Linked DNA regions of Homo sapiens: region 1 is linked to region 2. A link is a loop called in an ENCODE intact Hi-C map of the cell type or tissue named here. Cell type or tissue: GM12878. All regions are shown on one strand. Links, peaks and the distances in the headings refer to the core of each region. The heading gives the core; the rest is flanking DNA. Region 1 overlaps LOC105375951 (a long non-coding RNA gene). Region 2 overlaps DMRT1 (doublesex and mab-3 related transcription factor 1).

Region 1 (13,572 bases), core at 1,121-9,120, 970 kb before region 2:
GGTGTGTGTGAGAGAAGGACACGGATTATCCTGGAATGATACATAGTGTAGAAGAACAGAGAACTCTGATGCTGATTACAGAATAAAAAAGTGAGACGAGAGAAAAACCCCAAACTTGGGTTGACTGTGTATAAGAAATACTAATTACAGTCATTTCTGTGAACTGCTTACCATTGATAGCTAATTATCATGCAGCATAATAACAATTATGTATATCATTAAATATGTATCAGATTCGTTTTATTTGATTACAATAATAAACTCCAGAAACATACAATGTCAGGCCTAGAAGACGACCTTGGGGATCAATGTCTAGGTCTTTCCCTTCATGTTTGCAGACGCTGAGGCTAGTCTGTGGCAGATGTTTTTGGCAATGCTGGGATGAGAACATGTTTGTGGCATTCCAAGTACACTCCCCATGGGAAACCAGCATGAGGTTAGAGCCAGAAATCAACAAGAATTGCATCCTTCCTGACTTGTATTGAAGTGGTACCTAGCCCTGTCGCAGTTCCTGGCAGTGATTGAACTTATCCCGTGTATTTGTTTGTCCTGTTTTCAGGCTGTAGTATTAGAGTAGTTGCTCAATAACTAGTTCTCAGATGGAATCAATGAATGAATGACTCCTCAAGGGAAAGACTCTGATAGAAGGATCACATTTTAGATGTGTTGACCAGCCCTAAAGGCCAGTGCTGAGGTCTGACACCACAGTTTTCTTTCTGCTTTCCTTATTTGATCATAAGAATCATCTGAGAAACTTTAAAAATATACACATTCCCAGGCCATTCCCCTGGAAGCTCAGCTTTGGTCAACCTGGGTAGAGTTCCAGGAATTTTTTTTTTTTAAACACTCCAGGAATTTGTTATGTTCAATGTATTTAGAAAACACTGATAACTATAGTTGTATCATATTGAGAGCACGTCGATCAACTCACAACCTAAAAGAAACAGAGAAAACCTTAATTCGAGCATTTCCAGGAAGAAAATGTCATGTTTAGTCACCATTGGATTGTTTAAAGAATCCACTGGTGTTGACACGACGCGTAGCATCTGAGGAAAATGAGCATGCATGCTTTTAGCAAATTATGTCATGCCAGGCACAGCACTAGGTGCCAGGGGGGACAGTGGCATGGGACAGATGAAATCCTTGCATATAAGAGAGCCCACTGCCCAGTGGAGAGACACAGGAGAGACTGGGCAATTCTTCCCATTCACTTATTAAGTTATAATTTACATAGAGTAAAATTCACCCTTTTAAGTAAGTGTACAGTTCTCTGAGCTTTAAAAACACAGTTTTATCCCCTTCAAAAGTTCTCTGTGTCCCTTTGTAGTCAAGCTCCAGGGAGACCAGCTGTCCCAATTTGTCTAGGACTGAGGGGTTTCTGGGATGGAGACATTTTGAGCTAAAACTGGGACAGTTCTAAGCAAATGAAGGTGATTTGGTCATCCTATTAAGTCAGCCTCTCCTTCTGCTTGCAGCCCTCGAAACTGTTCATCTGTTTTTGGTCCCTATAGTTTTACCTTTCCAGTTTGGAATCATACGGTATGTAGTCTTTCGAGTCTGACTTCTTTCACGTAGAATAACGAATTAGATAATTTTTTCACGGTGTTGTATATATAAGTAATTTGTTCCTTTTTATTGCTGAGTAGTATTCTACCACATGGATGTATTACAGTTGTTTATCCATTCCCCAGGCAATTTTAACTGAGTGTAAAATCTGTGTTAGGGTTTGAGTGACCTCTGCCACAGGATTAGGGGTGTGCTGCCCCTGCTACCTGCCTGAGTCTTGTAGGACTACTCTCTGTGGTCCCGTGAAAATGAGCCTTGTCCGCATGAACTTCCACTACCATCTCTCCATCCTGCAACTTAACATGTGAGTGCAAGACAAAGGAGGAGGGTGGTGAGCAGAGACTGGAGGTGACACAGCTGTGGCAGGGCTTACTCTGAAGGATTCTAAAGTACTGCATACACCTATGCAGGATTCATTTCACCCTGGAAATATAGCCCTGAAATAGAGCATGAGCATCAGAGAGAGGAAGTCAGTTGCCACCTTGCAGGATCACAGCAAGCGAAAGAGGAGGAGAAGAAGAAAATGTACATCTGAAGCATTAGAGAAATGCCTCCTCTCATTAAAATGTGCCTAGGTTCAGCAGATCAGACCCAGGTCTATTAAACATCCAGGGAAAGTATTCCTCGCCATCAACTAAATAAAACTCATTTCATTTCCTTGAGAAGGTAGGAGCTGAAGTCACTTCCAGTTAATAAAAAACTTAAGGTGGGCAAAATAAAATAATCTCACCTTGACTCAGGAGGATATCTTTAAACAGTAACAGCAAATCCAACTCTTTCCCCCTTTCTTTGCCTTTTCCAAGAATAGACTGCAAAACCCAGCCATGTTTGAAAAGAATATGCATCTGCAGCTCTCACTGCAGTCTATAAAGCTCCTGACATTTTCTCCAGGTCAGAGACACTGCATGCAAATACCTGTCTATCTATTCACATTCTGCCACTCAGGCAGTGAGGCAAAAAATCTGGACTCAATCCCTGCCTTGGGATAATTGCTTAGCAAACAGGATGCACATAATCCATTTTCATTATTAATACTCCAGTTAGGAGCCAGGCTCTATGTTTGGTTTCTCATAACGAGAGCTGCCTTACAATGGAGGTGATGCAATCTACCATTCAGCTCACAGCATCGAGAGGAGGCAAAGAAACGCCTCCTGTGGCAGATTTAGATTCCAGGCATTTCTGCTCCCCATAAAGCAGTAGGCTAGATGGGCCCACTATTGAAGAGCAGGACGTGCTGATTTTCCTGCCTGGGTGATTCTGTAAAAATGTCTTGCCTTCTCATTTGTTTATTGTATATTATATGTTCTTCATCTGGGTCCGATAGCTCCTTCGAAGGCATCTGCCCCATACGATTGCACACCCAGGGAGTGAAACTGCTGGCATGAAGTACAACAGAGTTTGAAAGTGATTGTCAAGCAGGGCTAATTCAGATGTAACCAGCACAACCCTCATGGCTGGCTCAACCACACAGCGGAAACCTGGTTAGTTTTTAAAGGTTATTTTTTTTTTTTTAAATGCTTGAACTAGAGATGTTTCCTGAAGAGAGTTAAAGGACTTCTTGGTGAAATCTGTTCTCCTTCTCCTGCAGCATTCATTCCATCTCAGTGGAAGGTGATTTGCTATTAAAAGTAAAGATAATCCATTATCACCCTGAGTCTTGAACTGCCAGGGGGAAGCCTGTAGCTGACTGGGAGGAAAGGCTGATAACTTGCATTTAAAGAAAAAAAAATATCAATTGCCAGTTGGTGTCTTGCCATCAGTGAGAAATACGGCATAAATTTGTCCACAGTCAGAGGGACTGAGTCCCTTGGAGAATTTGCAGTGGGATTTGAAGCCTTCCTATTTACCTCTAGGTGATTAGTTAGAGCCCAGTTTGGATCTGCAGTGACTGAGATGGTTATTTTTATCAAGCTCTTTGGTGACAGGTGTCTGTATTACAAGAAACAAATTGGCACTAATTGGGCACTCCCATTGGCATCTTGGCAGCAGAGAGCAACCACGGCTTGATTTAGGGAAACTGCACATTTACAGGCAGGGGACACCTGTGCTGGACATACCCAGTCTGTTTTGTTGCTGCTGTTTATTTGTTTTTGTTTGTTTCAAGAATTTGAGATATGCTAATTTTAAGTGTGGCAGTTGTCACCAGCATTCTCTCCTACCCCATCACACAAACACATATCCATGAGAGAATTCTTCAAAATAGCGTGCTGATCAAAGGCCTGTCAATCTGTTTATCTGGGATCATCAATGAGAGGCACTGGCCAGTGACTCCACAAGGATCAAGACAAAAGTTCTCAGGGTCAAGGTCATTGTGTTTTTTGTTCACCAGTGTATCTGGCATCCACTTTGGCATGTTGCAGATGCTGAATAATTGTTAAATGAAGACATATTTGTTTAATTAATAGATGAATGCTCCCTCTTTCTCTTTTCTCTCTCTCTCTCAATGTGTTACAACTGCCCATGAATGGCAATTCTTTCCAGTTGAATCCTAGATATTCGAAGTTGTACTGAACCTTAGCAATGGTCTGAAGAAACTACCATCATTGTTCAGATGAGAAACATTAGGGGCTTGGCGAGATGCGTGACTGAGCTGACAGCAGGATCTGTTTTCTGAGCCCTGGTGTGTTGCCATCTCAATGCTTCTTCTGAGAAAGAGATTTCAGAACACAGAACATCGCTGTGAATGAACAGCACAATGGCTCATGAATAGAGAAACCTGATTTCTATATTGGGATCCTCTCCTGATTATGTGGCCTCAAGAAAATCACTTCACATTATTGTGTTTCTGTGGTTTATGGTCTATTTGGGGAGATAGACAAGTAACCAGGCAATCACAATAAAGAATGCAACATTGGAATAATAAAGGAACAACTTGGAAGACACAAGCCAAAAAATACTAGCACAATATGGGGGCAGATTACTTTTCAGCTCTAAATAACTAGTACGTTGGACTAGAACATGTAAGGCTCACAAGAGGTGGCCCTTGATTTATTAAGTCTTAAGGGCCCATGCGGCGATTTCAGAAGTGACTCGCCCAGCATACTGTAGTGATCCACCAGGGGGGAGTAGAGGTCAATTTGTTCTGTACCAGAGGAGGTGAAGTGATTTGTGTTTTGTAATTAAGGGGAGGTAGGAGAGAGGAAGCAAGACTTAGGCTAATGCAAATTCAAGGTGTCCTATTCTTACAGCATCTTCCATACCAGTGGCACCTACGTAGAATGACTCAAGTTTTGAGCTCTCACTGTGAACCGGAAGCAACTCCTTGCAATTTCACACCATTGTGGTAGTTTTCCAGAAATATAAGTCTAGGGAGAAAGGATGATACAGGATGGCTTCTTGGCTACAGAAAAATTAAATGTCCATTTATCCATAGCAAGGAACACATAAATAGATGGTTTTCTTTAGCTATTCAGAAACTGGACCATTCAGACTTTTGCTGCAGCAACTAGCCCAACTGATGAAGTTGGTTTCCGTTATCTTTTTCTAATGCAGATGTTTATAAACTTTCAAAAAATGGACAGAATGAAAAAAGATGTAGTTTAATCAGACAAATGTATAATAATTTCTTTATTTTTATTTTATTTTTTGAGACAGAGTCTTACTCTGTTGCCCAGGCTGGAGTCCAGTGGCACAATCTCGGCTCACTGTAACTTCCGCCTCCCAGGTTCAAGCAATTCTCCTGCCTCAGCCTCCTGAGTGAGTAGCTGGGGTTACAGGTATGTGCTACCATCCGCCGGGCTAATTTTTTGTATTTTTAGTAGAAATGGGTTTTTACCATTTTGGCCAGGCTGGTCTTGACCTCCTGACATCACATGATCTGCTCACCTCGGCCTCCCAAAGTACTGGGATTACAGGTTTCTGTCACCATGCCCAGCCTAATAATTGCTTCATAGTAGTCTTTTTTTAAAAAACTTGACATCATAATTATATGTATTTATGGCATACTGAGTGATATTTCAATACATATATACAATGTATAATGATCAAATCAGAACAATTAGCATATGCATCACCTCAAACATTTATCATTTTTTTCTGTTGGGAACATTCAAAATCCTCTATTCTAGCTATATGTAAATATATAATAAATCGTTGTTAACTATAGTCACCCTACAGTACTATGGAGCACTAGAACTTATTCCTCCTATCTAGCTGCAATTTTGTATTCATTAACCAACCACTTCTTACCCTCTTCTCCTCCCTCCTCTTTCCAGCCCCTAATAATCACAATTATACTCTCTACTTCTATGAGCTCAACTTTTTTAGCTACCACATATGAGTGAGAAAATGTAGTATTTATCTTTCTGTGCCTGATTTACTACACTTAACATAATGCCCTACAGACTCATTCATGTTGCCTCAAATGACAGGATTTTATTCTTTTTTAATGGCTGAATAGTATTCCACTGTGTGTACAGACCACGTTTTACTTAACCATTCATCTGTTTTTGGACACCTAGGTTGATTACATAGCTTGGCTACTGTGACTAGTGCTTCAATAAATATCAAGGGGGACAGATAGCTCTTTGATATGTCAATTTCCTTTTCTTTGGCTAAGTACCTAGTAGTGGGATTGCTGGATCATATGATAGTTCTATCTTTAGTTTTTTTCAGGAACCTCCATACTATTGACCAAAATAGCTGTACTAATTTGTATTGACACCAACAATGTGTAAGAGTTCTCCTTTCTCTGCATCCTTGCCAGAATTTGTTATTTTTTTGTCTTTTTAAATAATAGCCTTTCTAACTGGGTTGAGATGGTATCTCGTTGTGGTTTTGATTCACATTTCCCTGATTAGTGATGTTGAGCATTTTTAATATACTTTTTGGCCATTTGAGAGATATTTTCACCTGAGAAATATTTATTCAGATTCTTTGCCCATTTTAAACCAGATTATTTTTCTTGCTATTGAATTGTTTGAGTTCCTTTAATATTCTGGATATTAATCCCTCATCAGGTTAATAGCTTACAAATATTTTCTCCCATTCTACAGGTTGTCTCTCAGTGTGTTAATTGTTTCCTTTGTTGTGCTTAAGGTTTTTTAGTCTGAAATAATCCAATTTGTCTATTTTTGCTTTTTTGCCTGTGTTTTTGAAGTTGTACCTATAAAATCTTTGCCCAATGTCATGAAGCATTTCTCTCATATTTTCTTCCAGTAGTTTTATTGTTTTAAGCCTTACATTTAAGTCTTAAATCCATTTTTAGTTAATTTCTGTTATGGCGATAAATAAGGGTATAGTCTCACTCTTTTGCATGTGGATATCCAGTTTTCTCAGCACCATTTATTGAAAAGCCTGCCATTCCCCAGTGTGTGTTCACGGTGCCTTTATCAATCAGTTGGCTATAAATGTATAAATTTCTTTCTGGCTTTTCTATTCTGTTCCATCAGTCTATGTGTCTGTTTTCATGCCAGTACCATGTGTTTTGGTTATTTTAGCTTTGTAGAATATTTTGAAATCTAGTATTTCTGGTATAATACTTCCGACTTTTTCTTTATGCTCAGGATTGGCTATTTGGAGTCTTTTGTGGTTCAATATGAATTTCAGGATTGTTTTTCCTATTTCTGTGAAGAATGTCATTGGTATTTTGAAAGAGATCGCATTAAATCTGTAGATTACTTTGGGCAGTACGGTCATTTCATAATATCAGTTCTTCCTATTAATGAACATGAGATTTTTATTTTGTTGTAGTTATTGCTTTCTTTGTTCCATTTTCAGCTAGTTATTGGTATATAAAAATGCTACTGATTTTTGTATTTTGAAATTTTACTGAATTCCTCTTTCAGTTCTAAGAGTGTTTTGGTGAGGTCTTTAGGTTTTTCTATATATAAGATTATGTCATCTACAAAGAGGTACAGTTTGACCTACTCTTTTCCAATGTGAATGCCCTTTCTTTCTCTTGCTTAATTTCTCTGGCTAGGACATCCAGTACTATGTTGAATGCGAGTGGTAGAAGTGGACATTCTTGTCTTGTTCCAGTTCTTAGAGGAAAACTTTATTTTCCTCATTCAATATGATGTTAGCTGTTTTATATGGTCTTTATTTTGTTGAGGTATGTTTTTTCTACCTAAGTTTTTGAGAGTTTTCATCATGAGGAAATGTGTAATTTTATCCAATGCCTTTTCTGCATCTATTGAGATGATCATATGTTTTTTGTCCTTCATTCTCTTGATGTGATGTATCACATTTATTGATTTGTGTATGTTGAACCATCATTGCATCCCTGGGATAAATCCCACTTGATCATGTGTATAATCTTTTAAATGTCCTGTTAGATTTAGTTTGCTAGTATTTTGTTTGAATTTTTTCATCTATGTTCACTAGAGTTTTCTTTTTTTGTTGTTGCTGTGTCCTTGTCTGGTTTTGGTATCAGGATTATGCTGGCCTCATAGGATAAGTTAGGAAAAATTACCCCTCTCAACTTTATTAGAACAGTTTGAGAAGAATTGGTGTTAGTTTTTCTTTTTAATTTCCCATACTACATGGATGTAAATGTTAGTTTTTCTTTAAATATTTGGTAGTATTTAGCAGTGAAGCCATCCGGTCCTGGGCTTTTCTTTTTTGGGAGACTTTTTATTGCTGATTCAATTTTGTTACTCATGATTGCTCTGTTTCCCTTTTCTATTTCTTCTGGGTTCAGTGTTGGTGGGTTATATGTGTTCAGGAATTTATCCATTTCCTCTAGGCTTTTCAATTTGTTGGCATATTGCCTCTAATGATCCTTTACATCTCTGTGAAATCAGTTGTGATGTCTCCTTTTTTGTTTCTGATTTTATTTAGATTTTCTTTCTTTTTTTCTTAATCTAGTTAATGGTTTATTGATTTTATTTATCTTTCAAAAAATAACTTTTCATTTTATTCATCTTATGCATATTTTTTTCAGTCTGTATTTTCTTTAGTTTTGCTCTAATCTTTATTATTTTTTTTCTTCTACTAATTTTGGGTTTGGTTTGTTCTTGCTTTTCTAGTTCCTTGAGATGTATTTTTAGGTTGTTTATCTTAAATCTGTCTAGTTTTTGATGTAGGTATTTATTTCCATAAAATTCTCTGTTAGTACTGCTTTTGCTGTATCCCATAGATTTTGCTATGCTATAATTTTACTTTTAGTTGATTCAAGAAACCATTTTCTTTCTTAATTTATTTAATCGACCCAGCGGTTGTTCAAGAGCATGTTACTTAATTTTTACGTACAGTTTCCAAAGTTACTCTTGTTATTGACTTCTAGTTTTATTCCATTTTGGTCTGAAAAGATACTTGATATTGCTTTGATTTTTTTAATGGTCATACTCCTCATAGCAGTATTTATTACAGTGAATGCACACAAAGAAAAATCAGCAAAGGGAAGAGTGCATGATGGGGTGAAATCCCAAGAAAACAGGTACAGACTTCTAAGAGTCCTCTCCCAGTGGAGTCACACAGGGTGTACTTATTTTTTTTGCAGCAACAAATTGTAACATATGTGAAATTTTGTGTTACTGGAGATCATTAGTGACTCAAAACCTAGGTTTTTATGGGGGTGTGGTTACATAGACATTTTCTGCCTAGTATGCACTGAAATTCCAAACTCCCAGAAGGAAAGCAAATATTCAGCATAAACCGTATTATTTAGGTACGGTGAGCCACTCTTACCAGTTAGAGTGGCAGGAACTGTTCTGAAATCTAAGTTCCCAAATGCCAGCTAAGAGGCATCTTTTAAGCAGGTCTTTTGAAGGATAGTAGTCAGACCTGCTATGTTAACTCTTTTCTGCACACTACTTCTCAAGCTTAATAATTCTAGAAGTTATGTCATTCATATTACAGATATTATTAACGGCACTTTTTTTCTTGTTGGCAGAGATTAAGATGAGTTTATAATGTAAAGTTTAAAAAAATAGGTAAACAGAAAGAAAAAAAGTCATATAATCATGCCATCAAGAAATGACCATTTAAAAAAGTCTGGTATACATCCTTTCAAATATTTTTCTATGCATATTTTTGAAAATGTATGCACTTTAAAAAAATTTTCCTTTTTAAATTATACTTTAAGTTCTAGGGTGCATGCGCACAACGTGCAGGTTTGTTACATAGGGATACATGTGCCATGGTGGTTTTGCTGCACCCATCAACTCGTCATTTGCATTAGGTATTTTTCCTACTGCTATCCTTCCCCTAGCCCCCCACCCCCTGACAGGCCCCAGCATATGATGTTCCCCACCCTTTGTCCATGTGTTCTCGTCATTCAACTCTCGCCTATGAGTGAGACCATTCAGTGTTTGGTTTTCTGTCCTTGTGATAGTTTGCTGAGAATGATGGTTTCCAGCTTCATCCATGTCCCTGCAAAGGACATGAACTCATCCTTTTTTATGGCTGCGTAGTATTCCATGGTGTATATGTGCCACATTTTCTTTATCCAGTGTATCATTGATGGACATTTGGGTTGGTTCCAAGTTTTTGCAATCGTGAAGAGTGCCGCAATAAACGTATGTGTGCATGTGTCTTTATAGTAGCATGATTTATAATCCTTTGAGTATATACCCAGTAATGGGATCACTGGTTCAAATGGTATTTCTAGTTCTAGATCTTTGAGGAATCACCACACTGTCTTCCACAATGGTTGAACTAATTTTCACTCCCACCAACAGTGCAAAAGCATTCCTATTTCTCGACATCCTCTCCAGCATCTGTTGTTTCCTGACTTTTTAATGACCGCCATTCTAACTGGTGTGAGATTTATCTCATTGTGGTTTTGATTTGCATTTCTCTAATGACCAGTGATGATGAGCATTTTTTGATATGTCTGTTGGCTGCATAAATGTCTTCTTTTGAGAAGTGTCTGTTCATATCCTTTGCCCACTTTTTGATGGGGTTGTTTTTTTTCTTGTAAATTTGTTTAAGTTCTTTGCAGATTCTGGATATTAGCCCTTTGTCAGATGGGTAGATTGCAAAGATTTTCTCCCATTCTGTAGATTGCCTGTTCACTCTGATGATAGTTTTTGCTGTGCAGAAGCTCTTTAGTTTAATTAGATCCCATCTGTCGTTTTGGCTTTTGTTGCCATTGCTTTTGGTGTTTTAGACATGAAGTCTTTGCCCATGCCTATGTCCTGAATGGTACTGCCTGTTTTCTTCTAGAGTTTTTAGGGTATTAGGTCTTACACTTAAGTCTTTAATCCATCTTTAGTTAATTTTTGTATACAACGTAAAGAAGGGATCCAGTTTCAGCTTCTACCTATGGCTAGCCAGTTTCCCCAGCACCGTTTATTAAATAGGGAATCCTTTCCCCATTGCTTGTTTTTGTCAGGTTTGTCAAAGATCAGATGGTTGTAGATGTGTGGTGTTATTTCTGAGGCCTCTGTTCTGTTCCATCAGTCTATATCTCTGTTTTGGTACTAGTACCATGCTGTTTTGGTTACTGTAGCCTTGTAGTATAGTTTGAAGCCAGGTAGCGTGATGCCTCCAGCTTTGTTCTTTTTGCTTAGGATTGACTTGGCGATGCGGGCTCTTTTTTGGTTCCATATGAACTTTAAAGTAGTTTTTTTCCCATTTTGTGAAGAAAGTCATTGGTAGCTTGATGGGGATAGCACTGAATCTATAAATTACCTTGGGCAGTATGCCCATTTTCACAATATTGATTCTTCCTATCCATGAGCATGGAATGTTCTTCCTTTTGTTTGTGTCCTCTTTTATTTCATTGAGCAGTGGTTTGTAGTTCTCCTTGAAGAGGTCCTTCACATACCTTGTAAGTTGGATTCTTTTTATTCTCTTTGTAGTAATTGTGAATGGGAGTTCACTCATGATTGTGCTGTTTGTCTATTATTGGTGTATAGGAATGCTTGTGATTTTTGCACATTGATTTTGTATCCTGAGACTTTGCTGAAGTTGTTTTTCAGCTTAAGGAGATTTTGGGCTGAGATGATGGGGTTTTCTAAATATACAATCATGTCATCTGCAAACAGAGACAATTTGACTTCCTCTTTTCCTAATTGGATATCCTTTATTTCTTTCTCTTGCCTGATTGCCCTAGCCAGAACTTCCAACACTATGTTGAATAGAAGTGGTGAGCGAAGGCATCCTTGTCTTGTGCTGGTTTTCAAAGGCAATGCTTCTTGTTTTTGCCCATTCAGTATGATATTGGCTGTGGGTTTGTTATAAATAGCTCTTATTTTGAGACATGTTCCATCAATACCTAGTTTATTGAGAGTTTTTAGCATGAAGGGCTGTTGAATTTTGTTGAAGGCCTTTTTTGCATCTATTGACATAATCATGTGGTTTTTGTTGTTGGTTCTGTTTATGTGAGGATTACGTTTATTGATTTGCATACGTTGAATCAGCCTTGCATCGCAGGGATGAAACCAAGCTGATCATGGTGGATAAGTTTTTTGATATGCTACTGAATTTGGTTTGCCAGTATTTTATTGAGGATTTTCGCATCGATGTTCATCAGGGATATTGGTCTAAAATTCTCTTTTTTTGTTGTGTCTCTGCCAGGCTTTGGTATCAGTATGATGCTAGCCTCATAAAATGAGTTAGGGAGGATTCCTTCTTTTTCTACTGATTGAAATAGTTTCAAGAAGGAATGGTACCAGCTCCTCTTTGTACCTCTAGTAGAATTCGGCTGTGAATTGGACTTTTTGGTCTTGGACTTTTTTTGGTTGGTGGGATATTAATTATTGCCTCAAATTCAGAATCTGTTATTGGTCTACTCAGAGATTCAACTTCTTCCTGGTTTAGTCTTGGGAGGGTGTATGTGCCCAGGAATTTATCCATTTCTTCTAGATTTTCTAGTTTATTTGTGCAGAGGTGTTTATAGTATTCTCTGATGGTAGTTTGTATTTCTGTGGGATTGGTGGTGATATCCCCTTTATCATTTTTTATTACATCTATTTGATTCTTCTCTCTTTTTTTCCTTATTAGTCTTGCTAGTGGTCTATCTATTTTGCTGATCTTTTCAAAAAACCACATCCTGGATTCATGGTTTTTTTAAGGTTTTTTGTGTCTCTATCTCCTTCAGTTCTGCTCTGATCTTAGTTATTTCTTGCCTTCTGCTAGCTTTTGAATTTGTTTGCTCTTGCTTCTCTAGTTCTTTTAATTGTGATGTTAGGGTGTCAATTTTAGATGTTTCCTGCTTTCTCTTGTGGGCATTTAGTGCTGTAAATTTCCCTCTATACACTGCTTTAGCCAAGTCCCAGAGATTCTGGTACATTGTGTCTTTGTTCTCATTGGTTTCAAAGAACATCTTTATTTCTGCGTTCATTTCGTTATTTACCAGTAGTCATTGAGAAGCAGGTTGTTCAGTTTCCATGTAGTTGTGTGGTTTTGAATGAGTTTCTTAATCCTGAGTTCTAATTTGATTGCGCTGTGGTCTGAGAGACAGTTTGTTATGATTTCTGTTCTCTTACATTTGATGATGAATGTTTTACTACCAATTATGTGGTCAATTTTAGAATAAGTGCTGAGAAGAATGTATATTCTGTTGATTTGGGGTGGAGAGTTCTGTAGATTTCTATTAGGTTTGCTTGGTCCAGAGCTGAGTTCAAGTCCTGGATATCCTTGTTAACCTGTCTCATTGATCTGTCTAATATTGACAGTAGGGTGTTAAAGTCTGTCATTATTACTGTGTAGAAGTCTAATTCTCTTTGTAGGTCTCTAAGGACTTGCTTTGTGAATCTTGGTGCTCCTGTATTAAGTGCATATATATTTAGGATAGCTAGCTGTTCTTGTTGAATTGAACCCTTTACCATTATGTAGTGGCCTTGTCTCTTTTGATCTTTGTTGGTTTAAAGTCTGTTTTATCAGAGGCTAGGACTGCAACCTCTGCTTTTTTTTGCTTTCCATCTGCTTGGTAGATCTTCCTCCATCCCTTTGTTTTGAGCCTCTGTGCGTCTTTGCATGTGAGATGGGTCTCCTGAATACAGCACGCTGATGGGTCTTGACTCTTAATCCAATTTGCCAGTCTGTGTCTTTTAACTGGGGTATTTTAGCCCATTTATATTTAACGTTAAGACTGTTATGTTGGAATTTGATCCTGTA
Region 2 (15,987 bases), core at 4,782-12,781:
ATGATGACTGTCACGATCATCACTTGTCATCAGCTAAAATGAGACAAAATAGGAACTCCTTGGTGAAAGTGCTGGTAGGTGAGGTGATCACCTAGAAACAGAAAGCCGGGACTGCATTCACCCAGGCTTAATGCTTCAGAGGAGTAATGTGGGTGGGGGTGGGCAAGGACTCTCACTGCTCCTTACAGGGCCAGCTAGAGAAAGAAAGCTTTGCTCCCTGCAGGAGTAAGACTATGTTGTAAAGACCCAAGAGAATTGGGTCCACTATTTCTCTTTAAAAGAGAGGAACCTAATGAGGAATTATGTTGCAGAAGAAAACATCATAGGCATGGCTAAGACTTGACAAGCCATTTAAGGCAAAGTTTATACTAATAGTAATGTGACCCCCAAACTCAGGGAACATGACAGCTTTAATTCCACTGGCTTTAAACTTTCTAGGGTCTATCATGACTTTGGAGTTGCATTTCCTTAAACAGAAGAGTCTCCAAAACTTGCCTACTGACCTAGTAGGCCCAATCATTACATCCTCACCATGTACCTGACAGCAGAACCTACTTGGGGTTCCTGTGAATGAATTCCTCAAAATGCTAGACCAGCATGAGGGTGTTCCCATGGCTGTCATAAAAAGGAGCGGAAAGCTGGGCATGGTGGCTCACACCTGTAATCCCAGCACTTTGGGAAGCTGAGGTGGGCGGATCACTCGAGGTGAGGAGTTCGAGACCAACCTGGCCAACATGGCGAAACCCTGTCTCTACTAAAAATATAAAAATTAGCTGGGTATGGTGGCGTGTGCCTGTAGTCCCAGCTACTCAGGAGGCTGAGGCAGGAGAATCGCTTGAACCCGGGAGGCAGAGGTTGCAGTGAGCCGAGAAACTGCATTGGTGTACTCCAGCCTGGGCAAGACAGCAAGACTCCATCTAAAAAAAAAAAAAATGTGGTGGGAGGGGAAGCACCCTGCAAGTCAAGAGGTAAGCACAAATGTAAGTCCACATAATTGCTAAAGGGAGCACACTGAAGCCCCTAAAGAACTTCACTGTTGTCACAAGGACACACTGAGTACTGCAGCAGTCTTAAAAAAGAAAGGTGGAGGAGGAGGGGGTGTAGGAAGGAGGCGAGAGACAACGGGTATCAACTTTTTACATTGCTGAATAAGAGCATTAACAAAAAACATCCCACCATCTAATACATCACTTTATGTTTTAAAAAGTTGAAAAGTGGCTGGCGCGGTGGCTCACGCCTGTAATCCCAGCACTTTGGGAGGCTGAGGGGGGCGGATCACCTGAGGTCAGGAGTTTGAGACCAGCCTGGCCAACATGGCAAAACCCCATCTCGACTAAAAATACAAAAATTAGCTGGGCGTGGTGGTGCACGCCTGTAATCCCAGCTACTCAGGACGCTGAGGCAGGAGAACCGCTTGAACTAGGGAGGAGGTTGCAGTGGGCTGAGATCGCATCACTGCACTCTAGCCTGGGCAACAGAGCGAGACTCTGTCTCAAAAAAAAAAAAAAAAAAAGGGCTAGTTTCACTTGCTGATGGTGTGGGCCATGGGGGTGAGAGGGCAGCCTTGGAGTGAGGGTGTTATCTTGTGGATAACAAGACTGTGAAGGGCTCCCGGCCAAGGGTGAGAGGGCCCAGGGCAGGTTCGTAAGGCAAGTCACTCCCGCTTTCTCCATCCAGAACTTCCCAGGAGTTTCCAGTGACCAGAGCACATCATCCTGGGAAACCTGACCGTGGAGCTCAGTGGCAAAAAAAAAAACTCATGTGAAGTCTCCTACTATGTCTTAAAAATTGGTCAGGCAGCCGGGCGCGGTGGCTCCCGCCTATAATCCCAGCACTTTGGGAGGCCAAGGCAGGCGGATCACCTGAGGTCAGGAGCTCAAGACCAGCCTGGCCAACATGGTGAAACCCCGTTTCTACTAAAAATACAAAAATTAGCCAGGCATGGTGGCAGGGGCCTGTAATCCCAGCTACTTGGAAGGCTGAGGCAGGAGAATCGCTTGAACCCGGGAGGCAGAGGTTGCAGTGAGCCGAGATCGCGCCACTGCACTCTAGCCTGGGCAACAGAGTGAGGCTCTGTCTCACAATAAAAAACAAACACACAAAAAATTGGTCAGGCGTGGTGGCTCATGCCTGCAATCCCAGCACTGTGGGAGGCCAGGGCAGGCAGATCACTTGAATGTCCAGGAGTCTGAGACCAGCCCAGGCAACATGGTGAAACCCCATCTCTACAAAAAGTACAGAAATTAGCTGGGTGTGGTGGTACATGCCTGTAGCCTCAGCTACTGAGGGGGCTGAGGTAGGAGGATCGCTTAAGTCCAGGAGGTGGAGGCTACAGTGAACTGAGATCATGCTGCTGCACTCTGGCCTGGGTGAGAGAGCAAGATCCTTCTCAATTAAAAAATAATAATAATTAAAAAAAAAAAACTGAAGTAGAGCTAGGCACAGCAGCTCAAGCCTGTAATCCCAGCGCTTCTAGAGGCTGAGGCAGGAGGCTCACTTGAGCCAAAAGTTTAAGACCAGCCTCGGCACCACACTGAGACCCCCATCTCTACAAAAAAAGTTTTTTAATTAGCCAGGTGTGGCATGGTGGCACACACCTGTAGTCCCAGCTACTCGTGAGACTGAGATGGGAGGATCACTCGAACCCAGGAGTTGGAGGCTGCAGTGAGCTACGATTGCACTACTGCACTCCAGTCTGGGTAACAGAGCAAGACGCTGTCTCCAAAAAAAAAAAAAAATTAAGTAGATTTTGCATTCTGCTGTCTTCTCCCTATTATGTCTTTGTTGTTTTTTTTTCAATTTAAGAGTATTTTAAAATCATATTTGTTCATCATAACTGTCTCCTGAGAGCCAGGTTTCCGCCTTGTCTTCCCATGGCTCCACCCTCACTGCGCCTTCCTACAGCACAAATATGGCACAGCTGCAGAGAGTGCTCTGGCCACCCCCACACAGCAGATACTTTGGAAAGTGACTTGTTTTGACCATTCTTTCAAGCTAACAAACAGGTTGTTCTGATGCTGAGCTACACTTAAAAAACAACAAAAAAAGGGGGGGCAGTGGGAAAACGAGAGCCTGTCTGGCTGCTCCTTACGGCGGACAAGCAGTGAAAAGGTACTGGCTTTTCTGAGTGCCCTTCCCAACCCTTCCACCCTCAGCAGGCAGAAGGTGCTGGAGCACCGGGCCAGGAACACTCACAAGGGGGCACTTTTTTCTGTGCTTCAAGCTCCAGATGCCAGAACGCGGTTTCCTTCCTACCTGTAGAAAGGTTTAGGCAATCCCCAACTCCAGGGATCAAGAAATAGCAGCCTTCTCCCAAGACTCACTTTTCCCAATTTTTGTGTTTTGTTCAGTGGTAGATCCCCAGCACATGGTGGGCTCTGGAAGCATGTTAAGACATGAATGCATTCCTTCGAGGTGCCTTATCGTCAATGGACAACCATAAAACACTTCAGAGGAGACCACATAACCACCAGAAAGAACGAAATAACTGCCAGTGCTGCCATTTGGCCACACCCTAAACGTGGCTGGAATGTAAGTCTACACATCTGGGGGCACAAGCTTTGGAAAAGCAGTCAAGAGGGCGCCTGCCATAGGGCCTGAAAGGAGATCCGAGGCATAGCTCAGAGTCCTCCCATATTTATTTCTGCTCACTCGATACGCACCTCTCCCTTGTCAACCTGGTACAACATGTTTATTTAAGAGATAATGTTGCGGTGGAGGAGTGCACAAGGCAATAAACAGCTTTTGCAGGCAATTAAATGCAGAAGTGAAATTGAGCTGCTGGTCAGCGGAACCAGCCATTCATTGTGAGTTTGTTCCAGTGTCACAAATGTTATTCCTGTTTCACAACAGGACAGGAATCTATGATTGGGCCACAAATCTCCTACACAGGCTGAGGCAGACCAGAAGCAATTAAAAGCAGCTCTCAGCAGGCAGGGCATTTACACAAAAGAGCCTTAAGATTCTGGAATGCCGAGCTAGGAGACTGCTCTATTTTTTAAGGAGGTTTGGCACTTAGTAGGTGCTCAGTAATTATTCGTGGCTTGCTTGTTTTTATAGGGAGGCTTGCAGGAAGTCTCAACTGTACAATAAAAATTCGAAACCCTTTCTACTCATCTCTAAGAATTCCTTCTAGCTTTAAAAAGTTATGACGATCTCCACTAGAGTCAGTTTTTTTTTTCTAGGAATCAAAAAGGAGTTGTTGGTTTTAATACAAATTGTTTTCTTGTTTCTTTTTTAAAATATTGATTTTTTTTGAAGAAAGATTTGAATCTTTCTTGATTCTGATATAAATCAGAAAGGAGTTATCCTACAGGATACAAAAATCAACATACAAAAATTAGTTAGCATTTCTATACATGACTAGTGAACCATCTGAAAAAGAAATCAAGAAAACAATCCCATTTACAATAGTTAAAAAAATACATGTAATCAAAGAGGTGAAAGATTTCTTTACTGAAAACTATAAAACACTGATGAGAGAAACCGAAGACAGATAAATGAAAAGATATTCCATGTTCATGGGCTGTAAGAATTAATATGGCTAAAATGTCCACACTACCCAAATTTGTATCACAATCTAAAAAGAAAAAGAGAGTTTACATCCTACTAGGCAGGATAGCTAATAAAAAGATGACTCCATCTGGTTAAGTTAGGAGGAGAGTCCGGCCTTAGCAACACAGTCAAGAAAGTAGTTGAAGACCCAACCTCACATTCTGGCCTCAAGGTTGAGCCATTTTCACACCAAGAAAATCAGTCAGGAGAGAACAGCACAGGTGCTCTCCAAGTGCAGCGGTGGGGCACCTTCTACAAAGAAGACAGAAAAGCAGGGCAGCAACCAAAGAAGAGCCCCCGACTCTGCCCTCTCCTAGGAAGCTGCCACCAAGAGGGGCAAGGCATTGTCCAAAGAGCAGAGTGAGAGAGCCTTCCAGGAACAGCAGAAAAAGCGAAGTGAGGAAAAGACTGCCATCCAGATCTCTGTTCCTGACACTTCTGCTACCTCTCTGGGCCAGGCACGGTGACTCATGCCTGTAATCCCAGCACTTTGGGAGGCCGAGTGGGCGGATCACTTGAGGCCAGGAGTTTGAGAACAGCCTGGACAACATGGTGAAACCCCATGTCCACTAAAAATACAAAAATTAGCCGGGCGTGGTGGCACATGCCTGTAATCCCAGCTACTTGGGAGGCTGAGGCACAGGAATCACTTGAACCTGGGAGGTGGAGGTTGCAGTGAGCCAAGATCACGCCACTGCACGCCAGCCTGAATGACAGAGTGAGGCCCTGTCTCAAAAAAAGAAAAACAACAATAACAAAAGAAAAAAGAAAAACGACTCTGGTTAAAAAGTGAGCCATCCAGTTTCTCTCCCTTCAACATTAGCTAAAGGTATTATTTGTAGATTTTTACTATTTAATTTTAATACTTCTTTATAACATCTATGTCTTAACGCATTTTGCACCATTATCATTTTTACCTATACTTTATGTTTTCTATTTCCTAAGGGCATCAAATTCTTCCCCAAAGATACAGAAATCAATCCATACACATTCATACTTGGTCCATATTCGCATGTCAGTCTTTTGATAATAGTTAACATATGTATTTTTATACCCTATCTTGCTACAAAGGGGATCTGAGGTAGCTAACGAAAATACATATGAACAAACAGTCAAGAACTCAATAGATTTTTTAGGCCGGGCGCGGTGGCTCTCAGGAGACAGTTATAATGAACAAACATGATTTTAAAACATTCTTAAATTGGAAAAAACCAACAACGACATAATAGGGAGAAGATAGTAGAATGCAAAATCTACTTAATTTTGTTTTTTTTTTTTGGAGACAGTGTCTTGCTCTGTTACCCAGGCTGGAGTCCAGTAGTGTAATCATAGCTCACTGCAGCCTCCAACTCCCGGGCTCCCATCTCAGTCTCAGTTCCACAGATCATTGCATTTCCTTTATACGTATATTACCTCTCAATTCCAATATCAATGTGCTTTAAAAGCTCCCTTCAAAAATAGTATGATTCCCTCACGCCTGTAATCCCAGCACTTTGGGAGCCCGAGGCTGGTGGATCACGAGGTCAGGAGATTGAGACCATCCTGGCTAACATGGTGAAACACCATCTCTGCTAAAAATACAGAAAAAAAAATAGCCACGCGTGATGGCACGTGCCTGTAGTCCCAGCTACTCAGTAGGCTGAGGCAGGAGAATCACTTGAACCCAGGAGGCAGAGGTTGCAGTGAGCCGAGATGGCGCCACTGCACCCCAGCCTGGGCGACAGAGCGAGAATCTGTCTCAAAAATAATAATAATAATAATAATAATAATAATAATAATATGATTCCAAAAATAAAACGTATGAAGAACTTAAGAAAATTTGTAGCTCAGGGGATTAAAATTGACATTTTAATATGCCCAAGAAGTCAGATCCCTGAGGGTAGCAAAAGATCCCAAAAGTGGAATGACTTCAATTTTATCAACCTAATGACTTCAATTTTAACAACATTTTAATACCTGAAAAAGGCAGACGCAAAATGGAACAGAATGGGTCAGAGGAAAATTTCAATTCACATTTTCTTGAAGTGGGCTTAGAAAAGTCAATTCTTTTTTTCTTTTGAGACAGAGTCTCACTCTGTCGCCCAGGCTGGAGTACAATGGCGCGATCTCTGCTCACTGCAACCTCCACCTCCCGGGTTCAGACGATTCTTCTGCCTCAGCCTTCTGAGTAGCTGGAATTACAGGCGTGCGCCACCATGCCCAGTTAATTTTTGTATTTTTAGTAGAGACAGGGTTTCACCATGATGGCCACGCAGGTCTTGAACTCCTGACCTCGTGATCCACCCGCCTCGGCCTCCCAAAGTGCTAGGAATACAGGCATGAGCCACCGCACCTGGCCTAAATAATGCTTAAAAAGTCAACCTCACAGAATCAGAGAACAGTGGTTGCCGGGAGCTCGAGGTGGAGGAAATAAAGGGATGTTGGATTAGCGAGGAGTGGTGGTGCGTGCCTATAATCCCAGCTACTCAGGAGGCTGAGGCAGGAGAATCACTTGAACCCAGGAGGTGGAGGTTGCAGTGAGCCAAGATCGCACCAGCCTGGGCGACAGAGTGAGACTCTGTCTCAGGAAAAAAAAAAAAAAAAAAGAAAAGACAAGAAAAAAAAAATCTCAGTTTAAAATGTTCTTACTCCTTCAACAGAACCAAGATACTAATGGTTGACAAATATCTACTGGTCAATCAAAGCATTTATATACAACAAGGGAAATAAAATTCATTGAGCTGGAAAAAAAAAAAGATGTTGGGCAAAGGGTAAAAAGTTTCAATTACGGCTGGGAGTGGTGGCTCATGCCTGTAATCCCAGCACTTTGGGAGGCTGAGGTGGGCCAATCACAAGGGCAAGAGATACAGACCATCGTGGCCACCATGGTGAAACCCCGTCTCTACTAAAAATACAAAAATTAGCTGGGCTTGGTGGCGCGTGCCTGTAGTCCCAGCTACTCGGGAGGCTGAGGCAGGAGAATGGCTTGAACCCGGGAGGCAGAGGTTGCAGTGAGCCGAGATCGCGCCACTGTACTCCAGCTGGGTGACAGAGCAAGACTCCCTCTCAAAAAAAAAAAAAAAAAAAAAAGTTTCAGTTATAAGATGAGTAAATTCTGGGAATCTAACATACAGCATGGTGACTGTACTTAATAATATACTGTACACCTGAAAAATGCTAATAGAGTAGATCTTAAGTGTTATCAACCACACACATAAAAATGGTAACTATGTGAGGTGATTAATGTGTTTGTTAATTAGCTTAATTGTGGCAATCATTGTGCAAGGTACACATATATCAAATCATCACATTGTACATCTTAAATATATACAACTTTTTTTACCCATGATACGTCAATAAAGCTGGGAAAGTGAAAAAGAGGGTCAAACACTTGCACTGAACTCCCAAATATATATGTGGCATTGCGTTGAATCAAATCCCCACTGAGGAAGCCTGAGCATGGCAAATGCATCCAGAATGAGAACAGTTCTTGCAGAATCCTAATGTCTTTCACTTGGAAGAGGGCTTGGAGGTGTTGAGTCTAACTTTTCACCTACATATTCCCACAACATACCTCTGTACAAGGTAATCTAGCCTCTGAATGCTTTTGATGCCTTCAATCTGCTGCTAACAAACGGGCATGATGAAAATGGTTGCAACTGAGGAAGCAGAACAGCCCTAGATAAACGCTCCCTTCTCTAATAAAGTAAAATGCTTTGTTTTACTCCAAATATCAAATGCCCTTGATTGCATGCTATTTTAAAAATACATACTTGGGGCCGGACACGGTGGCTCATGCCTGTTATCCCAGCACTTTGGGAGGCCGAGGCGGGCGGATCACCTGAGGTCAGGAGTTCAAGACCAGCCTGGTCAACATGGTGAAACCCCATCTCTACTAAAAATACAAAAATTAGCCGGGTGGGGTGGTAGGCGCCTGTAATCCCAGCTACTTCACAGGCTGAGGTGAAAAGAAGCACTTGAACCCAGGAGGCAGAAGTTGCAGTGAGCTGAGATCCTACCACTGCACTCCAGCCTGGGCAACAGAGCGAGACTCTGTCTCAAAAACCAAACCAAAACAAACAAACAAACAAAAAAAAAAACAAACTTGGAGAATGAAAGACTGACCTCTATTCCTAGCGAAAAATGCACCCAGGTTGGGTCCAGCTCAACAGTGACCGAATTCCTTTTCTTACCTTTCTTCCATACAGATTATGACCTGTTTCCTTCCCAAGGTGCAAATTCATCACGCAGATTACTGCCACCCAGAAGGCTTTACCCAGCATTTTCTAAGGTGCCCAACGAAAGTGGGGACAAAGCTGGAGGAGGTGGTACCTCATTCAGTACTTGTGATCTGCCTGTGCCCAACTGGTTATTTATGCAACATTCAAAAAATGAGAAAAGTAAAATTTGAAAAAGAAAACAAGTTTGTACATTATTTCTTTCCAATTCCTTGCAGCCAACCTTTGAGGCTAAAGGGCATTATTGACAGAGTAAAAAATTCCTTACACATTTTGCATATTGTGCCTACATGTGTGCAAAATGGCACACACACATATGTGTGTGTACCTGTGTGTGTCACCTGTGTGTGCCTCTGGGCGCACAAGTGCGTGTGTGCCTCTGTGTGTATGTGCATGTGTGTGCACATGCATGTGGCTTTCACACAACCAGTTCACTCTCTGGGTAATTAATATCATACCTGCCACTGGTTTCCTGTCTGACCAGGCACATAAGGTCCGGGGAGGCCCCGAAGGCTGTTCTTCACAGGGGATCCCCCGAGGGGATTTCCCACCTCCCCAGAAGCAGAATCAGCAGCCAAGGCCATGGAGTACTGCGGGCAGTTGTATAGATTGTTGTAATAAGGAAACAGAGACGGCTGGTAGAAGCTGCTGTAGTAGGTGGAGTCTGAAACCAGGTCAGGTGTGTTCTCCACATGCCCTCTGCTGGTGACAGCAGGAATATCCTGGATGACCATACGTCCCTCTAAATTGGAAGAAAAAAGAAAAATACAACATGGTATTAATGTTAGTCCACGAAACTTTACTTCTAAACCTTCCTACCCAAGACCTGCGGAGCAAGGTAGCTGAATATGCAGAAGACAAAACCATCTGTTGCTTCTCCTATAGCCAAAATAAGGGAGAGTTTCTAAGGTTCGCTTCACTCTGGTGGCACAACCGAAAGACTCAGCTGATTGTTTTTACTGAGAGTATCAAAACCATTTTAGAGGTGATTTTAATTACATAAAGCCCAACAGCACAACTTCTATCCAGAAATTCCTATCCTAATGTCAAGAAACTGAAGAGCAAATCTAGTTGACCTGATTGTGCATTCTTAAAACAAAATTAATTGTAGCCACATAGATAGGTTAGAAAGTCAAAACGAGTGGCCAAGAGTTTAGGTGAATTTAGGTGAACACCTGTTTCCTTAACTTCCTTCCACAGGTGATCAGGTATCTTCAGAAATCTGGCCAAAGGTGCGGACCAGGGGCAAACTTCTAGTGTAAGAGGTCAGTAACTATTTCAGGTTTTGTCAACTATTCAATCACTGCTGCAGCATGCTTGTGTTGCAATAAAACTTTATTTATAAAAACAGGCAGTGGGCTGATCTAACCCAAAGACTAGTTTCCCAACCTCTGGCACAGACATTAAAGTGTTTATTGTCAATTCCAATAAATGAATTCCTAAGTCATCCATCCAATGGACATTTATTAAACAATGTTCTAAGAGCCAGTCCGGGTGCCTGAAACGTCTGCCAGCTGCCGTGCCCACAGGGAGTCTACGGTCTAGGATAGAAGATGGGAAGGGAATACCACCTACCACCTACCATCATACAGGAAGACCCATAAACTTCCATGGGAAGTCAGAGGAAACAGAGATGGCTTGTAGCCTAGTTAGAAATTCATGGACAAAACTGCACCTGAGTTGCACTTAAAAAAAGATGCAGGACACAGGTGAAAAATGAGAAAAGGAGAGGAAGGAGAAAGGAGCAGCAAGGACAAAGGAGTGGAAGCAGGAAAGTGGGGGTAGAGTTTGGAATGATGGGCAGGGAAGTGAGGCTGAGGAACTGGATGAGAAAAGGGAAGGAGACATGTAGTATGAAAGATGGGCTAGGGTAAGGTGAGGCGGGCCTCAGTCCAGCTCTCCTGACTCTGGGATGTAATGGGAACCACTGAGTTCTGAGCAAGGAGGTTACACGGTCAGAGCTGTGCTTGGAGGAGATTTATCTAAGGGCAACTGCTTAGGGCAAGTGAAGGAGAGAGAGATCAGAGGCAGAAAGACCTGCTAGGGAACCACCAAAGTGAGTTCAAGGACAGACCAGAACTCTAAGGCCTGCAAATGTAAGAGAGGAGCCTGTTCCAGGGACATGTGGGGGATGAAACGCAACAGAACTGGAGGGCTGAGGGGCTGCCAGGAATTAAGATGCAGGGGAGGCAGAGAGCAGGAGCCTGGGTGTGTAGAGCAGAGGGTGGGCAGGTGTGCAGGTGGAGGGCTGGGTGAGGGTGAGGAACATGAAACGCGTGCTTTTGGGAGAGGCTGAGACTGGAAGCCAGATCCAAGAGTCACCACTGGAGGTGCTAGCTCCATCTGGGCAAGGAAGGGAGGAGCTGTTACAGAATAAAGGAGAGCCAAGACCTGGAGCGTGAAAAACAGAGAATACAACGTCACAGAGGTTAAAGCTGACTTGAATCACAGAGCAAGCAGGCTGTGGTGTCAACTGCTGCTGGGACATCAAGCAAACAGTTCTAGAAAAGACCAACAGACAACTAGGTCTTCAGGGCCTTGCGGTTTTAACCATGATGAAAGGAGCAGATGCAGGCCTGCAAGAGAGCAAGGAGCAACAAGCAACAAGAAATCCAAAGAGATGACTCCAGTGAATGGCCTCTCTCCTACCAGGACTACCAGGACGTGAGATCCAGCAAGAAGGCACCCAGCCTCCGGGCACACCACTGTGTCCTCCGTGCTTAGCACACTGCCAGACACAGTGGGTCAATATTTGCTGAAGGGACTGAGGAATAATCATTTTTCAAGTAGCTTGGCATCAAAAATAATGTGAGTTAAAAGTAAAAGCTCCAGCCAGGCACGGTGGCCCACGCCTGTAATCCCAGCACTTTGGGAGGCCGAGGCAGGTGATTCACGAGGTCAGGAGATCAAGACTATCCTGGCTAACACGGTGAAACCCTGTCTCTACTAAAAATACCAAAAAAAAAAAAAAATTAGCCAGGCGTGGTGGCGTATGCTTGCAGTCCCAGCTACTTGGGAGGCTGAGGCAGGAGAATCGCTTGAACCTGGGAGACAGAGGTTGGAGTGAGACGATATTGGGCCACTGCACTCCAGCCTGGGCGACAGAGCAAGACTCCGTCTGGGAGAAAAAAAAAAAAAAGTAAAACCTCCAGGGAGTCATAAGATCTTGTCGTTTCACTTTTATTTTGTTTATTTACTTATTTGAGACAGGGTCTCACTCTGTCGCCCAGGCTGGAGTGCAGTGGTACGATCTCGGCTCACTGCAACTTCCTCCTTCTGGGCTCAAGCGATCCTCCCACCTCAGCAGCCCAAGTAATTGGGAATACAGGCGCAAGCCACCATGCCTGGCTGATTTTTGTATTTTTTTTAAGTAGAGACGGGGTTTCACCATGTTGGCCAGGCTGATCTCGAACTCCTGAGCTCAAGCAATCTGAATTTTAATAAGCTCTTAGCTTTTTTTTTTTTTAATTTTTTTGTATAGAGATGGGGTCTCACTATGTTGCCCAGGCTGGTCTCAAACTCCTGAGCTCCAGCAATCAAACCACCTTGTCCTCCCAAAGTGCTACGATTACAGGCATGAGCCACTACACCTGGCCTTGTTTCACTTTTCTAAAAAGGTTTAAGGCTGAGCGCGGTGGCTCACGCCTGTAATCCCAGTACTTTGGGAGGCTGAGGTAGGTCTGATCATTTGAGGTCAGGAGTTCGAGACCAGCCTGACCAACATGGTGAAACCCCGTCTCCACTAAAAAAAAAATACAAAAAAAAATTAGCCGGACATCGGCATGGTGGTGCGTACCTGTAGACCCAGCTACTGCAGAGGATGAGGCAGGAGAATTGCTTGAACCTGGGAGGCCGAGGTTGCAGTGAGCAGAGATCGCGTCACTGCACTCCAGCCTGGGTGACAGAATGAGACTCTGTCTCAAATAAAAAAATAAAAATAAAGAAATAAATAGAGGTTTAAGTGTCCTTAAGCAGACAGAATTGGCTCATGAGAGAAATTTCCAGCACAATGCATGGCCCAAAGAAGGTGCCCAGAAACCATCCACTGGCTGAGTGTGTGGGAAAACAAAAACATGCAAGGGAGAGGGCAAAACTAAAGTGCAAGCTCTGGAAGGTCTGGCTGAGATCTACAACAAAATTTATTTTTGAAGCCTCATTTTAAAGTCAGCATTGGTGTCACTTTTCTCTGAAAGGAAACCAAATCCACCTATGCTAGGCTCCTGTAAATGCACTCCCAAACCACTGTTTTATTCTATTCCTTTCCTTTCTTCTCTCCTCTTCCCAGCTAATGAGATGAGACATTCCAATGCCATTATTCCACACCCCCAAGTCTGGAGAGGGCACATGTCCATTCGCTCCTCCTCAACTTCCCCACTGGGCCTTTCTCTTATTTTAAACATCAGTTTGGGCCGGGTGCGGTGGCTCACGCCTGTAATCCCAGCACTTTGGGAGGCTGAGGCGGGCGGCCTGAGATCTCAGCTCAGTCGGCCTGAGCCAAGATCACGCCACTGCACTCCAGCCTGGGTGACAGAGCAAGACTCCGGCTCAAAAAAAAAAAAAAAAAAAAACACGTTTGGTGGCGTTAAGTGGTGGTTTTCTATATCATTCTTTTGTTTTCAAGGTCATGTCTCTATTGTTTATCTGATTACAAAAGCCTTATGAGCTTCTCAAATTTAATAAATTATATGAGCATCTAAGTCAGAAAAAGAATAAATGACCTATCCTACCATGCAGTCATAAACATTAATGGTTCATTCCTATACAATCTCACAGACATTTAGGAAGGCATTTTAGACACTTAGGCCTGTCCCTGCATTAAAAACACTGAATACCTCCCACTTAAGGCCTGCCTTTCAAAAGCAAGCTTCTTAAAAAAGAAAACAAAATACAGTAGCAGACGAATAAATAGAAACCCAAGGATTCCAGCATTCCAGAATCAGGGCACAGCACAAGTTCTTGAATTTCTGCAGCATGACCTTAATCTGAACCTTTTATCAGGCCTCAGTTTATCAAGCAACAAAATAATGGCAGTAATAACTCTGAAGGTAACAAGAGAATGGCTTCAATAAACTGCATAGTAAACCTCAACTAAAATGCTACGTCAGGTCAAAGCAATAATTTGTTTTGTTACAGCTGACTGTAATTAGTTAACAACACCATCACTTTTCCACTTACCCGTATTTTATTTCCTCTTTCAAGTTATACCAAGCTTTAAGAATAAATAGGAGATATGTATTGGAAAAGTTGTTCCATACCAATATTTAAATAATAAAACCATTTGAACTTTGGAAGAGCAGATGTCTGCCTTTACGCTGTTAAAATGTTTAACCACTTTAAAAAAGTTAGATTTGACAAAGTACTATGTGTATAAACCACCGAATTCTATATGTTAAAATTCCCAATTAAAATTCTCAGTCAGTGTTAAAAACAGCTTCATAACTCCTGGCATTTATATGAACACTGCTAGTACATGGAAAGGTTGAAATTAATATCTGTCAAGCTACATGTGTCTAATCCAATGGTTCGCACAGTGTGGTCCCTGAATCAGTAGCATCAGCATTACCTGGGAACGTAAAGAAATGCAAATTCTTGGGCCCCACCACAGACTGACAAAATCATACACCCCGAGAATGGCGCCCAGCAATCTGAATTTTACTAAGCTCTCCAGAAATTCTTTTTTTTTTTTTTTAATACAGATGGGGTCTCACCATGTTGCCTAGGCTGGTCTCAAACTCCTGGGCTCAAGATATCCTCCTGCCTTACCCTCCCAAAGTGCTGGGATTATAGGTGTGAGCCACTGCATCCAGCCCAGGAGATTCTGATGTGCTAAAACTGTTGAGACACACGGCTGTACTCTCAAAATTCAAAGCAACTGCTCCACACGCTATTCCTAAAAATATGAGATACCTTCATGCCCCTGACTGCATCGCTGTGACAGTCCTGACTATTAACAACTGCTCCACACGCTATTCCTAAAAATATGAGATACCTTCATGCCCCTGACTGCATCGCTGTGACAGTCCTGACTATTAAATAAAAGTATACAACAAATGAGGTCAGGCACAGTGGCTCCTGGCTATAATCCCAGCACTTTGGGAGGCCGAGGTACAAGGTTCACTTGAGCCCAGGAGTTCGAGACCAACCTGGGCAAACAAAACCCCTCTACAAAACATATAAAAATTGGCTGGGCATGGTGGTGCATGCCTGTAGTCCCAGCCACTAAGGGAGGCTGAGGAAGGAGAATCACTTTAGCCTGGGAGGCAGAGGGTGCAGTGAGCCGAGATCGCACCACTGCACTCCAGCCTGGGCAAAGGGGCAAGACTCTGTCTCAAAAGGAAAAAAAAAAAAAAAGAATTCCATTGTATTGAAAAGCTAGGCTTCTACCTAAATCACTCAGAGCTTAGATCCCAAGCTGTATGTACTGTGTGTGTATCGCTGCCAAATGGTTGTGAGTTTCATGGCTTACATCCAGACTTTCTTCATTTATTCTAACCACAGTAACTTAATTCATCTATTCAAATGCTTATTCCAGTTGACAAATATTTATTAAGCACCTACTATTTGTCAGGCATTCAGTTAGATACAAAACATTGCAGAGTCAAAATTTAATATTCTTCAGAAGACTTCTGGGTAATCCAGAGGAGCAGGTGTTACAAAAATCATTTATTCTTGACCTTAAGTTGTATTTTTATATTTAGATTTGATTCATTCACTAGTTATCATATAACAACTATGTTCAAAGCTTTCTTTAAATGTTGTCAAAGGCACAAAAACATACTTTAAACATTACATTTTTTCTTAAGAATTTGCCATCTATTTGGGGAAATTAGGTGCAAACTGGGAAATCTACAAAGCAATAATCCAAGTGCCGCAGTGACAGTATAGATAATGTCACCAAATGGTTCTATATAGAGAGGTGTCAGAAAAGGCCACGGTGAGTGATGAGCCAGAGTGGAGGTGATTTAGAGACAGTGGGTAAACACTCAAAAAAAGGAGAATAATACCAATAGAGTCATGAGGGAGGTCAACAGAGGCCCAAAGGAGAGAAAGGACAAGACGCGCTCCAGCCACAGTGACCAGATGAGCCTGGCTGGACTGCAGAGTTCACAAGTGACAACTGCAAATGAGAATGGAAGGTTATGCTGGAGTTAATTGCTGAAGACCCTGAATGTGAATGCCAGGCCAACAAGTTCTCCTCTAGGGAACCAATGAAGGT

The links. Peaks named below come from ENCODE experiments on the same cell type or tissue, not always from the same donor. Only the 100,000 strongest peaks of a DNase experiment are listed, where the experiment ranks them.
Region 1: it touches region 2 in a loop (2.7-fold over the local background); 3 of 110 quality-filtered maps call a loop at or near these places.

Annotation. Positions count from the first base shown.
Region 1 is chr9:1,861,123-1,874,694 of GRCh38, reverse strand. All of the region lies in intron 2 of LOC105375951 (a long non-coding RNA gene), which reads right to left. Among named protein-coding and RNA genes, the nearest start is that of SMARCA2, 150 kb to the left of the region's middle. RefSeq lists an enhancer at 2,735-2,784. In GM12878, for the core only: a CTCF peak has its summit at 4,615 (motif pointing right); a DNase peak (open chromatin) is centred at 4,734; H3K27ac peaks cover 1,135 bases.
Region 2 is chr9:887,438-903,424 of GRCh38, reverse strand. It overlaps DMRT1 (doublesex and mab-3 related transcription factor 1), which reads right to left. Exons shown (of 5, transcript NM_021951.3): 3 at 9,230-9,513. Among named protein-coding and RNA genes, the nearest start is that of DMRT1, 54 kb to the right of the region's middle. RefSeq lists an enhancer at 9,180-9,499. In GM12878, for the core only: CTCF peaks have their summits at 9,473 (motif pointing left) and 11,095; a DNase peak (open chromatin) is centred at 9,334.